Regions from separate parts of the Homo sapiens genome. Here region 2 is linked to region 1. Evidence: read pairs that join two places in POLR2A ChIA-PET (ENCODE). Cell type or tissue: PC-9. All regions are shown on one strand.

Evidence for each region. Peaks named below come from ENCODE experiments on the same cell type or tissue, not always from the same donor. Only the 100,000 strongest peaks of a DNase experiment are listed, where the experiment ranks them.
Region 2: POLR2A ChIA-PET joins it to region 1 with 5 read pairs; 2 of 35 experiments call an interaction of 5 or more read pairs at or near these places.

Annotation. Positions count from the first base shown.
Region 1 is chr12:131,868,346-131,876,345 of GRCh38, reverse strand. No RefSeq gene overlaps it. Among named protein-coding and RNA genes, the nearest start is that of ULK1, 22 kb to the left of the region's middle. RefSeq lists an enhancer at 7,926-8,000. In PC-9, no CTCF peak of the experiment used is centred here; DNase peaks (open chromatin) are centred at 3,985 and 6,155; H3K4me3 peaks cover 365 bases; H3K27ac peaks cover 2,790 bases.
Region 2 is chr12:131,390,296-131,398,295 of GRCh38, reverse strand. No RefSeq gene overlaps it. Among named protein-coding and RNA genes, the nearest start is that of LINC02370, 47 kb to the right of the region's middle. RefSeq lists a silencer at 6,500-6,649. In PC-9, no CTCF peak of the experiment used is centred here; no DNase peak of the experiment used is centred here; H3K27me3 peaks cover 2,192 bases.

The sequences.
Region 1 (8,000 bases):
ACCCCAAGGGGTCAGGGATAGCCCCCATCTATTTCGACAGACATTAGCCCAACTTGAGCCAGTTCTCATACCTGGACACCGTTGTCCTTCGGTGCTTGGATGATTTACTTTTAGCCACCCTTTCAGAAACCTTGTGCCATCAAGCCACCCAAGCGCTTTTTTTTTTTTTTTTTGAGACGGAGTCTTTCTCTGTCACCCAGGCTGGAGTGCAGTGGCGTGATCTCAGCTCACCGCAAGCACCGCCTCCCAAGTTCACGTCATTCTCCTGCCTCAGCCTCCCAAGTAGCTGGGACTATAGGCACCTGCCACCATGCCTGGCTAATTTTTTTGTATTTTTAGTAGAGACGGGGTTTCACCGTGTTAGCCAGGATGGTCTCAATCTCCTGATCTTGTGATCTGCCTGCCTCAGCCTCCCAAAGTGCTGGGATTACAGGCGTGAGCCACCACACCCGGCCCCACCCAAGCGCTCTTAAATTTCTTCACCGCCTGTGGCTACAAGGTTTCCAAACCAAAGGCTCAGCTCTGCTCACAGCATGTTAAATACTTAGCGCTAAAATTATCCAAAGGCACCAGGGCCCTCCGTGAGAAACGTACGCAGCCTCTACTGGCTTATCCTCATCCCAAAACACCAAAGCAACTAAGAGGGTTCTTGGCATAACAGGCTTCCACCAAATATGGATTCCCAGGTACAGTGAAATAGCCAGGCCATTAGATACACTAAATAAGAAAACTCAGAAAGCCAATACCCATTTAGTAAGATGGACGCCTGAAGCAGAAGCAGCTTTCTGGGCCCTAAAGAAGGCCCTAACCCAAGCCCCAGTGTTAAGCTTGCCAATAAGCTTATATGTTTCTTTATATGTCACAGAAAAAACAGGAATAGCTCTAGGAGTCCTTACACAGATCCGAGGGACCAGCTTGCAACCCGTGGCATACCTGAGTAAGGAAATTGATGTAGTGGCAAAGGGTTGGCCTCATTGTTTACGGGTAGTGGCAGCAGTAGCAATCTTAGTATCTGAAGCAGTTAAAATAATACAGGGAAGAGATCTTACTGTGTGGACATCTCATGATGTGAATGGCATACTCACTGCTAAAGGAGACTTATGGCTGTCAGACAACCGTTTACTTAAATATCAGGCTCTATTACTTGAAGGGCCAGTGTATGACTGTGCACTTGTGCAACTCTTAACCCAGCCACATTTCTTCCAGACAATGAAGAAAAGATAGAACATAACTGTCAACAAGTAATTGCTCAAACTTGTGCCGCTCGAGGGGACCTTCTAGAGGTTCCCTTGACTGATCCCGACCTCAACTTGTATACAGATGGAAGTTCCTTTGTAGAAAAAGGACTTCAAAAAGCGGGGTATGCAGTGGTCAGTGATAATGGAATACTTAAAAGTAATCCCCTCACTCCAGGAACTAGCGCTCAGCTGGCAGAACTAATAGCCCTCACTCGGGCTCTAGAATTAGGAGAAGGAAAAAGGGTAAATATATATACAGACTCTAAGTATGCTTACCCAGTCCTCCATGCCCACACAGCAATATGGAGAGAAAGGGAATTCCTAACTTCCGAGGGAACACCTATCAAACATCAGGAAGCCATTAGGAGATTATTATTGGCTGTACAGAAACCTAAAGAGGTAGCAGTCTTACACTGCTGGGGTCATCGGAAAGGAAAGGGAAATAGAAGGGAACCACCACGCAGATATTGAAGCCAAAAGAGCCGCAAGGCGGGACCTTCCATTAGAAATGCTTGTAGAAGGACCCCTAGTATGGGGTAATCCCCTCCGGGAAACCAAGCCCTAGTACTCAGCAGGAGAAATACAATGGAGAACCTCAGGAGGACATAATTTCCTCCCCTCAGGATGGCTAGCCACCAAAGAAGGGAAAATACTTTTGCCTGCAGCTAACCAATGGAAATTACTTAAAACCCTTCACCCCACCTTCCACTTAGGCATTGATAGCACCCATCAGATGGCCAAATCATTATTTACTGGACCAGGCCTTTTCAAAACTATCAAGCAGATAGTCAGGGCCTGTGAATTGTGCCAATGAAGTAATCCCCTACATTACAGGCCATACATTTTAATCCCTGTATCTTTAACCTCCTTGTTAAGTTTGTCTCTTCCAGAACTGAAGCTGTAAAACTACAAATCGTTCTTCAAATAGAGCCTCAGATGCAGTCCATGACTAAGATCCACCACAGACCCCTGGATCGGCCTGCTAGCCCATGCTCCAATGTTGATGACATTGAAGACACCCCTCCTGAGGAAATCTCAACTGCACAACCCCTACTATGCCCCAGTTCAGCAGGAAGCAGTTACAGTGGTCGTCGGCCAACCTCCCCAACAGCACTTGGGTTTTCCTGTTGAGAGGGGGGACTGAGAGATAGGACTAGCTGGATTTCCTAGGCCGACTAAGAACCCCTAAGCTTAGCTGGGAAGGTGACCGCATCCACCTTTAAACACGGGGCTTGCAACTTAGCTCACACCCACCCCGTCAGGTAGTAAAGAGAGCTCACTAAAATGCTAATTAGGCTAAAATAGGAAGTAAAGAAATAGCCAATCATCTATCACCTGAGAGCACAGGGGGAGGGACAATGATCGGGATACAAACCCAGGCATTCGAGCCGGCAACGGCAACGGCAACTCCCTTTGGGTCCCCTCCCATTTTATGGGAGCTCTGTTTTCACTCTATGAAATCTTCCAACTGCACACTCTTCTGCTCTGTGTTTGTTACAGCTCGAGCTGAGCTTTTGCTTGCCATCCACCACTGCTGCTTGCTGCCATCGCAGGCCCGCCGCTGACTTCCACCCCTCTGGATCCGGCAGGGTGTCGGCTGTGCTCCTGATCCGGCGAGGCGCCCATTGCCGCCCCCGATCGGGCTAAAGGCTCGGCATCATTCCCGCACGGCTAAGTGCCCGGTTCTTCCTAATCGAGCTGAACACTAGTCACTGGGTTCCACGGTTCTCTTCCGTGACCCACGGCTTCTAAGAGAGCTGTAACACTCACCCCATGGCCCAAGATTCCATTCCTTGGAATCCGTGAGGCCAAGAACCCCAGGTCAGAGAACAAGAGGCTTGCCGTCATCTTGGAAACAGCCCACCACCATCTTGGGAGCTCTAAGCACAAGGACCCCAACCCCACCCCCCCGTAGCAATATGACGTATGACACCACTTATATGAGATGCCCAGAACAGGCAAATCCACAGAGATAGGAAGTGAGGCCGGGTGCAGTGGCGCATGCCTGTGATCCCTGCACTTTGGGAGGCCAAGGCAGGAGGATCGCTTGAGCTCAGGAGTTTGAGCCTGCAGTGAGCCATGCCTGCACCACTGTGCTCCAGCTTGGGAAAAAAAGTGAGGCCCTGTCTAAAAAAGTAATAATGAAAATTAAAATAAAGTGGTTGTCAGGGCCTGGGGGGCAGCGCTTAAGGAGTGACTGCGAATGGGTGTGCAATATCCTTTTGGGTGATGAAACGTTTCGGAGCTGGCGTAAGGAGGTGGTTGCACAGCACTGTGCACTGCGGCTGTGTTGTGCACTTCATAATGTTTGATTTTGTGTCATGTGAGTCTCACTGAAATAAAAAAGGACGTGAGGAGGGGGAAGAAGGGAAAGGGGAGGACAAGAGCACAAAGGGTGCATAGGAAGCTTTTGCTAAAGTCACTTTTCCTGAACACCATTGCCCGGTAGTGTGGGAGTCCCGCCAGCCTCTCCACCAGGCCCGGGTGAGGGTGGGACGGAGGAGGCTGGGAGCTGTGGCCAGTGTGGCCTGAAGACAGTGGGAGACAGGAACTGCTAGGGCCAGGGACCCAAGCTTTATCCAGCATCTTCCCAGCCCAGAGAGCTCCAGCCCTTGAACTTCAGCAGCTCCCAATGAGGCCCGAGCTGGCCAGGAGCCTGCAGCCGGCCAGACTGGTTCCTGCAGAGGCCCTTAGAGTGCCCCAGGGACTTTGCAGCTTGCCTGTGACTCAGCCTGACACAAGCGGTAGCCGGCCCCATGATGGGACAGACAGGTCACCAGCCTCACAGCACGTCTGGAAGGCAGGCAGAGCCGCCACAGGCAGGAGAATCCTTGCAGGGCTGAGTCAGGGCCGGGGCAGGCTCCTGCTCCCCACGCCTCTGCTCTCCAACGTGGAATCCTCCAACATCCTCAATGCCCTGGTTCCACCAAGTAGGCGGGCAAACCTGCCCTCCCCGAATCTGCCCATCTCTGTAAATGGTGCAGTTCTACCCAAGGCCCAACACCCAGGTGAGTCTCCTGAGCTCACGCCCTCCCTCCTCCCCAACATCCAGCCCAAATGTCCATCTCCTTCACCTCCCTTCCCTAGTCCTGCCCTCCTGTCTCCATCCCCCGATCACTGCGTCTGAGCCCCTGTCATCTCTGACCTGCACCAACCCCAGACCCCTAATGGGGGCAGCCCCTTCTTTCCTCCCCATCCCCTGCACCTGGCAGCCGCGGGGCCTTTGCACTGACAGGCTCTTTGCCACTGGAGAACACGCCCTCTCAAGGCTCTCCCTGATGCCCCCTAGTCAAGTGCTGACACCAGGGGTCCATGGACCAAGGTTGGCTGCAAGGTTGGCCACTGGGTGCCTGTGAACGTGCCTGGGGGGTCACCTCTTCCTTTTTGCTAACCTCCAGCAGAAATGTAGTATTTCCTTCACTGATCCTCCCCAGGCATCATCCAAAAAAGGATACCTTGGTAGCACAACCACTGGGTTTTTTTGGTTTTTTTTTTTGAGACGGAGTCTCACTCTGTTGCCCAGGCTGGAGTGCAGTGGTGCAATCTCTGCTCACTGCAAGCTCCGCCTCCTGCGTTCACGCCCTTCTCCTGCCTCGGCCTCCCTAGTAGCTGGGACTACAGGCGCCCGCCACCACGCCCGGCTAATTTTTTTGTATTTTTAGTAGACACGGGGTTTCACCGTGTTAGGATGGTCTCGATCTCCTGACCTCGTGATCCACCCACCTCGGCCTCCCAAAGTGCTGGGATTACAGGCGTGAGCCAGCACACCCGGCCACACTGTTGGATTTAAAAACCATGGCCGGGCCCAGCGGCTCACATCTGTAACTCCAGCACTTGGGAGGTCGAGACAGGAGGATTGTTTGAGCCCGGGAGTTCAAAATCATCCTGGACAACATAGGGAAACCCCATCTCTACAAATAATTAAAAAATTAGCCTGCTGTGGTGGTGCTTCTGTGGTCCCAGCTACTTGGGAGGCCGAGGCAGGAGGATCGCCTGAGCCTGGGAGGTCGAGGCTGCAGTGAGCTGTGATCACACCACCGCATTCCAGTCTGGGTGACAGAGTAAGACCCTGTCAAAAAAAAAAAATCAATTTATGATGTTCATAGCAGTACTATTCATAATAGTAAAAAACTAGAAAAGAGGCGGGCATAGTGATGGGCACCTGTAATCCCAGTGCTTTGAGAGGCTGAGGCAGGAGGATTGTTTGAGCCCAGGAGTTTGAGACCAGCCTGGGCAATGTAGTAAGAACCTGTCTCTGCACAAAACAGAGAACTAGCCTGGAATGGTGGGGTGCACCTGTAGTCCTAGCTACTCAGGAGGCTGAGATGGGAGGATCACTTGAGCCTGGGAGGTGGAGGCTGCAGTGAGCTGTGATCCTGCTGCTGCACTCCAGCCTGGGCAACAGACTGAGACCCTGTCTAAAAAAAAAAAAAAGGTGGAAAGATCCCAATCCTCAGTTATATTTTTCTGCAGTGGAGTATTATGCAGCAGCAAGAAAAATGCATGGGCCAGATGGAGTGGCTCATGGCTGGGCATGGTGGCTCACGCCTGTAATACCAGCACTTTGGGAGGCCAGGAGGGTGGATCATTTGAGGTCAGGAGTATGAGACCAGCTTGACCAACATGGTGAAACCCTGTCTCTACTAAAAATACAAAAATTAGCCGGGCACGGTGGTGTGTGCCTGTAATCCCAGCTACTCAGGAGGCTGAGGCAGGAGAATTGCTTGAACCCGGGAGGCAGAAGTTGTAGTGAGCTGACATCACGCCACTGCACTCCAGCCTGGTGACAGAGCGAGACTCCGTCTCTAAATAAATAAATAAATAAATGCATGAATAACAGCTTCCTGCAATCACAGGATGCTTCTGAGGTGACATCATGCTGAGTGGGAAAAAGTGAACCCAGGAGATGGCAGTGGGTGTGACATCCTTTTTACAAAGTTAAAAACAATTAAAAACTAAACACGACACCGTGATGCACCTGTGATGGATACGTGTGGCATGCCCCTAGGGCTAAACCTTCAACACAGGAAGGCAAGGGACGGCAGCACAAATCAAGGACAGTGGCCGCCTGGGGAGGGAGCGAGGGTTTAGAAGGCGCAGAGGCAGATGGCAGCCATGGTTAACATCGAGTGGGCTGCTGAACCCACGGATTTTCATTATGCTACAAATCAAACAAGTCCAGGCAGTGGGGCGCGGTGGCTCACGCCTGGAATCCCAGCACTTTGGGAGGCTGAGGCGGGCGGATCACTTGAGGTCAGGAGTTTGAGACCAGCCTGGTCAACATGGTGAAATACTGACTCTACCAAAAATACAAAAATTAGCCGGGTGTGGTAGCCTGTAATCCCAGCTACTTGGGAGTCTGAGGCAGGAGAATCACTTGAACCCGGGAGGTGGAGGTTGCAGTGAGCCGAGATCGCGCCATTGCACCCCAGCCTGGGCGACAGAGCAAGACTTTGTCACACAGAAAAAAAAAAAAAAAGAAAAGCAGCCCAGGCTGATGCTGAGAGTGTGCCCAGAACCAGGATTTACATCCATCCAAGGGATGCACCTGAAGTTTGGTTCCAGTGAATTGTTTTTTTCCAAGGAACAATTTGTATAACCATATGGAGACATTTTTGTTTTCTGATACACTGCAGACTTGGAAAAGGAAGGTCACCGGTCACACATCCTATGGCTGTGTTGACGTGAAATATCTAGAATACCTACATCCATAGAGACACAAAGATAAGTGGCTGCCAGGGCCTGCGGGGTGACAGTGACCAGGTTTCTTTCTTTCTTTTTTTTTTTTTTGAGACGGAGTCTCGCTCTGTCCCCCAGGCTGGAGTGCAGTGGCGCGATCTCGGCTCACTGCAAGCTCCGCCTCCCGGGTTCACGCCATTCTCCTGCCTCAGCCTCCCGAGTAGCTGGGACTACAGGCACCCACCACCATGCCCGGCTAATTTTTTGTATTTTTAGTAGAGACGAGGTTTCACTGTGTTAGCCAGGATGGTCTAGATCTCCTGACCTCGTGATCTGCCCGCCTCGGTCTCCCAAAGTGCTGGGATTACAGGCGTGAGCCACCGCGCCTGGCCGACAGTTACCAGCTTTCTTTTCCGGCGCATTTTGAACTAGATCGAGGTGGTGATCGTGAAACACACTGAATGCGCTCGGTGCCACTGAGTTGGATGCTTAAAATGGGTAATTTTATATTATGTGAATCTCACCTAAAAAAACAGAAGGATTTTGAGGAGGGGTGGGGGAATCTGACTGTGGGCTCTGAGATGGGAGACCTCACTCACTGCTGGGGGGTACAGAGAATGTGCACAAGAAAGGGAGGCTGGGGGGAGCTCACACGTGGGCCTGGCAGAGCTGGGGTTCCCGGCAGTGGCCCTTGCCCACCTGCTGTGCCGCCCCTGCAGGGACCTGGGATGTGGTCCAGCCTTGGGGAAGGGGGCAGTGGCGGATCCCAGCCTTCTGAGGTGGGGGCGGGGGGACTCCTGCTCCGGGATCGGGCCAGGCTGTGTCTGGGCGGCCACACCCAGCGCACCTGCTCCTCACACCTGTGGGCATCCCGGGCCGGCTCCCCCTGTCTTTCCCACTGTGGGCCGTGAGGCCTGGGCCACTTCCCTTTGCCCTTCTCACACCGCTGCCCTCCTGGTGGATTGGGCCGTGGCACCAGCGTGCATCCAGCCTTCCCACCGCTGGCCTGTGGGTATCCTGCCCTTCCTGCAGGAGCCAGCCTGGCCTCAGCACCCCGTGGAGGGTGCAGGCGTCCCGGGCTGC
Region 2 (8,000 bases), 480 kb after region 1:
TTTAAGAAGTGACCTGATTTTTCCTGAAAGCATACAGTTATATGAGCTCACAGAGATGGTTTGAAATTGGAACGTATGTTTAAAAGAAAAGCAGAGCATAAAAGTTTGGAAAATTTACAGCCTGACCGTGTGATATAAAAGAAAAACCCATTTCTGGGGGAGAAATTCCAACTGGTTGCAGAAATTTGCATAAGTAAGGAGAAGCCGAATGTCTTAGAATCACTAAGGCAATGGGGAAAATGTCTCCAGAGAATGTCAGAGATCTTCAAGACAGCCCCTCCCATCATGGGCCCAGAGGCCTAGGAGGGTAAAATGTTTTTTTGGGCTGGGCCCAGGGCCCCATTGCCGTGTGCAGCCTCAGGACATGGTGTCCTCTGTCCCAGACACTCCAGCTCCAGCTGTGCCTAAAAGAGGCCAAGGTACAGCTCAGACTATTCCTTCAGAGAGTGCAAGCCCCAACCAAGCCTTGGCAATTTCCACATGATGTTGGGCCGATGGGTGCACAGAAGACAAGAGCTGAGCTTTGGGAACCTCCATCTAGATTTCAGAGTATGTATGGAAATGCCTGGATGTCCAGGCAGAAGTCTGCTGCATGGGTGGAGCCCTCATAGAGAATCTCTGCTATGGCAGTGCAGAAGGGAAATGTGGAGTTGGAGCCGCCACACAGAGTCCCCACTGGGGCATTGCCTAGTGGAGCTGTGAGAAGAGGGTTACCATCCTCCAGATCCCAGAATGGTAGATCCACTGACAGCTTGCACTGTGCACTTGGAAAAGCCACAGGCACTCAATGCCAGCTTGTGAAAGCAGCTGTGGGGGCTTTACCCTGCAGAGCCACAGGGACAGAGCTGCCCAAGGCTGTGGGAGCCCACCACTTGCATCAGTGTGCCCTGGATGTGAGACATGGAGCCAAAGGAGATTTTGGAGCTTCAAGATTTCAGGCAGGCTTCCAACTTGCATGGGCCTGTGGCCCCTTTGTTTTGGCCAATTTCTCCCATATGGAATGGGAACATTTACCCTATGCCTGTACCTGCATTGTATCTTGGAAGTAACTAACTTGCTTTTGATTTTACAGGCTCATAGGTGAAAGGGACTTGCCTTGTCTCAGATGAGACTTTGGACTTGGACTTTTGAGTTAATGCTGCAATGAGTTAAGATTTTGGGGAACTGCTGAGAAGGCGTAATTGGTTTTGAAATGTGAAAGGAGGTTGGGCGTGGTGGCTCATGCCTGTAATCCCAGCACTTTCAGAGACTGAGGCAGGTGGGTCATTTGAAGTCAGGAGTTTGAGATCAGCCTGGCCAACATGGTGAAACCCTGTCTCTACTAAAAATACAAAAATTAGCTGGGCATGGTGGTGGGCACATGTAATCCCAGATACTTGGGAGGCTGAGGCAAGAGAATTGCTTGAGCCTGGGAGGCGGAGGTTGCAGTGAGCAGAGATCATGGCATTGTGCTCCAGCCTGGGTGACAGAGTGAGACTCTGTCTCAAATTTTAAAAAATGATAGGGTTTGGCTGTGTCCCCACCCAAATCTCATCTCAAATTGTAATCCCCATGTATCGAAGGAGGTACCTGGTGGGAGGTGATTGGATCATGGGGATGGTTTCCCCCACGCTGTTCTTGTGATAGTGAGTGAGTTCTCACAGGAGCTGATGGTTTTAAAGTGTGGCACTTCCTCACTGTCTCTTGCCTGATGCCATGTAGGACATGCCTTGCTTCCCCTTTACCTTCTGCCATGATTGTAAATTTCCTGAGGCCTCCCAAGTCATGCAGAACTGTGAGTCAAACCACCTGTCTTTATAAATTACCCAATCTGAGGCAGTATCTTTATAGCAGTGTGAAAACAGGCTAACAAAATCATCACCATCATCCCATCACCATTACCATCATCAGCATCATTATCACCACCAACATCATTATCATCACCATCATCCCATCATCATCATCACCATTATCATTATAACCATCACCATCACCAACATCCTCCCGTCATCACATTACCATCATCATCACCATCATTGCCACCATCATCCCATCACCATGAGCATAATCATCACCACCACCACCATCATCACCATCATTCCATCATCATCATAATCCCATCATCATCCTATTATCATCACCACCACCACCATTGCCACCATCATCACCATGATCATGATCATACCATCATTGTCATCATCATCACCACCACCACCATCATTATCATCAACATCATCACCATCACCATTATCATCACCACCACCACCATCATCACCATCACCATCATCACATCACCATCATTATCACCATCACCATCATCATCATCATCACCATCATCACATCACCATCATCATCACCATCATCATCATCACCATCATCATCATCATCACCATCATCATCATCATCACATCACAATCATCATCATGATCACCATCATCACCATCATCATCATGATCAGCATCATATCACCATCACCATCACCATCATCATCACCATCACCATCATCACATCACCATCATCACCATCACCATCACCATCATCATCACCATCATCATCATCACCATCATCACCATCACCATCACCATCATCACCATCACCATCATCATCACCATCATCATCTTCACCATCATCACCATCACCATCATCACCATCACCATCACCATCATCATCACCATCATCACCATCATCATCACCATCATCATCACCATCATCATCATCACCATCATCACATCACCATCACCATCATCATCATCATCATCATCACATCACCATCATCATCACCATCATCGCCGTCATCATCACCATCATCACATTATCATCACGATCACCATCACCATCGTGATCACCATCATCACCGTCATCATCACCATCATCACATCATCATCACAATCACCATCATCATCATCATCACCATCATCACATCACCATCACCATCACCATCATCACCATCATCATCACCATCCCTCCATCACAGGACCATAAGCTCAGTGTGACCTGTGAGCTGTTAGTTGACTCTTCTCAGCATCTGGATCTGTGTCTGGCACATAGGATACAGGTAGGGTATTTATTGAATGAACATGGGAGTTATAAAATGAGTACCTGGGCAAATATCCAGGTTGCGGTGGAATTCTGCTGCAGTGCCAGCATTACAGGGAATAGACAACTAATTGCTGGAGCCTGACATTACAGGATCAAAAATAAAAACCACCCTTCTGCCCACTCTGGATGCTCTTCTTGCCTGGCCTTCACTCCCGGCACCCTCTGAGTCACGCGGGGCTCCCTGCAGCCTCATTGATTAAATGCCCAGACACATCTCCTGATGGATTTTGTATCAATACATCCTGCCCTGGAAGCAGGCTTGGGCAGGAAAGCTCACTAAATAAAGACATCCAGTGACGGGTTTGTGAGCCTGGGCGCAGGGAGGCAGCGGAGGGAGCTTCCAACTCATCAACCGAGGCCAGAGGAGGCCAAGCAGGAGGTGTGGGGGGCTGAAGCGTGCGCTGGTTCTGAGTTAGAGAAGCCTAGCTCAGAAAGCTGCCTGAAGGGTCTGCTGGGCACGAACGTGAGAGCTGATTCTGGTGAGGAGACCTGAGGCCTCTCAGAACTTCAAAGGAGGCTGGAAAGGTCAGTCAAGCACTGAGTTTCCATCCTGTCTGCCTGGAGAGGGCCAGGAAGAAGAGGTGGGGAGGACTTTGGGGTGGCTGTCCACAGTGCCTGGCAACCAGGACATCAGACAACATTGTTCATACAATTTAGTCCTCTGGGTTACAGTAGGAATTTGCTTATCTAATATCAGTAATATTTTACTAAACCAGATCAAGAAAAATGTCTATATCTCATTCATGCTTCCAATAAAAAATTATCACTAAAAAACGCTACTTATGCCTTTCTTTGATGTGTGTTTGTTAAATTGTTAATATCCTTGCACATCGTGCACCCTGGCAAATGATACAGATCTTTCCTCAGGATTCTCTTCTTTGGATTTTGAAAGTTCAGTGTGGGGGTTTCACGTATTCCCAGGGGCTGGTCTCCTCCGGCACTCAGTTCCCAATCTTTCATTCATTTCTTCAACTCACACGGCTGGCTTTCATTCTGCTCAGGGAACACCAGGAGTTGGGAGGGAGCTTTGCTCTTGATTTTCAAAAGGAAGGTGGGGAGAGAGGGAGACAGAGAGAGAGAAGGAGACAGAAAGGAAACTGGGTTTTCCTTGGGGGAACATAGGTACTGTGGGAAAAGTGCAGCTGAATATTCTGCTCTTGGCCTTGAGAGATTCATAATGCTGAACTGGGAGCTATAAGATTCGTGCCAGGCAGGTTCCCCATCTGCAAATCAGATGAATTGGCCAAGACGGACAGGGAACTGCAGGTTGCAGAGAAAGCCAGAGAGAAGGGACTTATACTGCGATCCTGAGCTGGGTGAAAAGGTGGGGTGATCTGATGAGACAGGGGCCGTGGCTCTTCCCAGGTGGAGCTCCATATCACACCCACACCAACCCTCCACATCACACCACACCCACCCTCCACATCACACCACACCCACCCTCCACATCACACCAACCCACCCTCCATATCACACCACACCCACCCTCCACATCACACCACACCCACCCTCCACATCACACCAACCCACCCTCCATATCACACCCACACCCACCCTCCACATCACACCCACCCACCCTCCACATCACACCAACCCACCCTCCACATCACAAAACACCCAACCTCCACATCACACCACACCCACCCTCCACATCAAACCCACCCACCCACCACATCACACCACACCCACCCTCCACATCACACCACACCCACCCTCCACATCACACCACACCCACCCTCCACATCACACCACACGCACCCTCCACATCACACCACACCCACCCTCCACATCACACCCACCCTCCATATCAAACGACACCCACCCTCCATATCACACCACACCCACCCTCCACATCACACCACACCCACCCTCCATATCACACCACACCCACCCTCCACATCACACCACACCCACCCTCCACATCACACCACACCCACCCTCCACATCACACCACACCCACCCTCCACATCACACCAACCCACCCTCCACATCACACCCACACCCACCCTCCACATCACACCCACACCCACCCTCCACATCACACCACACCCACCCTCCACATCACACCACACCCACCCTCCACATCGCACCACACCCACCCTCCATATGACACCACACCCACCCTCCACATCACACCACACCCACCCTCCACATCACACCACACCCACCCCCCATATCACACAAACCCACCCTCCACATCACACCACACCCACCCTCCACATCACACCACACCCACCCTCCATATCACACCCACACCCACCCTCCACATCACACCACACCCACCCTCCACATCACACCAACCCACCCTCCACATCACACCACACCCACCCTCCACATCACACCCACACCCACCCTCCACATCACACCACACCCACCCTCCACATCACACCACACCCACCCTCCACATCACACCAACCCACCCTCCACATCACACCACACCCACCCTCCACATCACACCACACCCACCCTCCATATCACACCCACACCCACCCTCCACATCACACCCACACCCACCCTGCACATCACACCACACCCACCCTCCACATCACACCCACACCCACCCTGCACATCACACCACACCCACCCTCCACATCACACCACACCCACCCTCCACATCACACCACACCCACCCTCCACATCACACCACACCCACCCTCCACATCACACCCACACCCACCCTCCACATCACACCCACACCCACCCTCCATATCACACCACGTCCACCCCCCATGCCCTGGCACCTGAGACAGCGGGTGGGCTGGGCAGTGTGACTCTGACTGATGGATGCTGCTGGTCGTTCTCCACGTGCTGCCTCTTAGTCCTGGTCTCTGACCTGGAGACAGAACATATAGGGGCTGCGGCCCAGAGATGCCTCTAATCGTTTCTGTTGAGTTTGGCCAAGGGAGGCCCTAGTTGGAGATTGGGAGAGGAGGAGGTGGAAGCTGGTGGCTGTCCCCAGCCCTTCCTGCTGTATCTGTGGTTCCAGCAGCATCCATCCCTTCATGGCCAGGACACCCCCTCCTTCCCTGTCCTGGAGCCTAAAGGAGGGGCGCCTCCTGCCCTTGCTAGTCCTGTGGATACCCACATCCTTTTAGGATCTCTGTTCCCTGGCCACTGTTCTGAGAGCAACCTCATTACACCATTCCTTGTGAAACACTTGGGCCATTTCTGCTTCCTGCAGGGTTCTGCCTGCTGCCTGGAGGAAACTGCACCGACGGAGACACGAGGAATTGACTGTTGAGGGATCCACCCCTGGGGAGAGGGAGACTCATGGCAGATCGCACTGACTCCCAGACCCAGGGAGCCTCCCTCTGCACACCTGGGCGTGTGGTCTGGGGTCACCCTTGCCCCTGGTTCCCAATGCCTCCTCTGCCCAATGCCATTCCCTCTTCTCCCCTAGAAATGGACTCAGAACTGCCTGAAACTGCAAACAGAGCTCCCAGAGCACCAGACAGGCACTCACAGTAGCAAGGGCACAGCTCAGGGAGCAATGCACCATTGTGGGGAAGACTCTGCAGGGACAGGGCAGACCCGAGTCCCGTTGGGTCCCAGCCCTGGCCGCCTGCCCTGCATTGGAGGTTCCCAAAGCGGCAAGACACGGACACCCCCGGGAATGTGGGAAAGGCAGCCTCCATCTCAGCGTCCGGCTCTGGACAGGGATGAACAAACATGTGCATCCAAAGCCCTCCCCTCCCCCGCCAAGCTGTTTCTAAGGCAGGTGGTCTGCAAGCCACCCCTGGGGAACATGTCCCCGGCCACACCAGGGCCACACCTCAATACCTCCTTCCTGGGACAGAGCTGGGAAGATCTCCAGGGCTGGTAGGGAAGAGCGTGGGCCCAGGAGCCGTTTGTCACCTGGGTCATTACGAGGAGGTGGCGGCATTCCTTGGTAATATATGGTGAATGCCCCAGGAATTTATAGGTGGCAAGGACAGCTATCAGCACAGGTAATTTTCCTCTTGCCATCATATTAACTGGGAGCGCTTAATATTAACTGGGGCCATTAAATGGCCATGTAAAAGTCACAGCCGTCGCTGGGAAGGACAGTGTCCTCACCCGCCCGTGTGCTCTGGAAGGCAAAGCAGAACATGATCTATGGTGGAAGGCAGGCTGAGCTCCCCACTGTTACTAAATTATCGGCTTGACGGTGAGCGCAAGCATTGAATTATTAAACACAGAAATGCTGGCCCCATTTAAGCAGACTTCCTGTAAACTCGGTGCCGGGGAAAAAGGTCACAGCAGAAACTTTGTGTATAGATGAAAAGAAACCTACACAGAGACCTGGCCCAGTGGTCAGATGCCGCAGCCGGAGGCATAGGGGGAGGGAGCCTGTCTGTCCCTGGTGCCGGGAAGGGCACGAGGTGGTGCAGAGCCAAGAATACCAGCTGCCCAGACTTCCCAGTGGAGCTTTTTCCCGGGTCAGCCTTTGTTCTTCCTATGAGGTTTGAAGACATTAAGGAGCAGCTGTCCAAAGCAGAAGGCAAAAACAGACGTTCATTCCAGAGCTGCCCATAGAAATCCTCTGTTTGCCCATTTCTGCCCTGAAGAAAGTGACCTCCAGCCTCCCACACCTGCGTGGACCTCTCCAGGGTCCTGAAAACATCCAGGGCTAGAGCTGCAGACAGCTCCCCATGCTCAGGGAATCCAGCTGTGTTACTAAGCTCCTAGGGTGTGTAAGGCCACCTGCAGACACCTGCAGATAAATGAGACAGAGCTGCCTCTGCTCTCAAGAGGGAGCTCATGAGTGAAGGAGGTAGAAACAGAATTACGAAAGTCCCGAGTAATCATCTCTGAATCCCATATAGAGGTTCACGATGCACACGTGTTTACACACCTGATGCAGGATTCATCCAAGGCAGGGACTTGAACCGGGCCCTGAAAGGTAGGCATGAGTCACAATCCAAGCAGGACATAGATGGCAC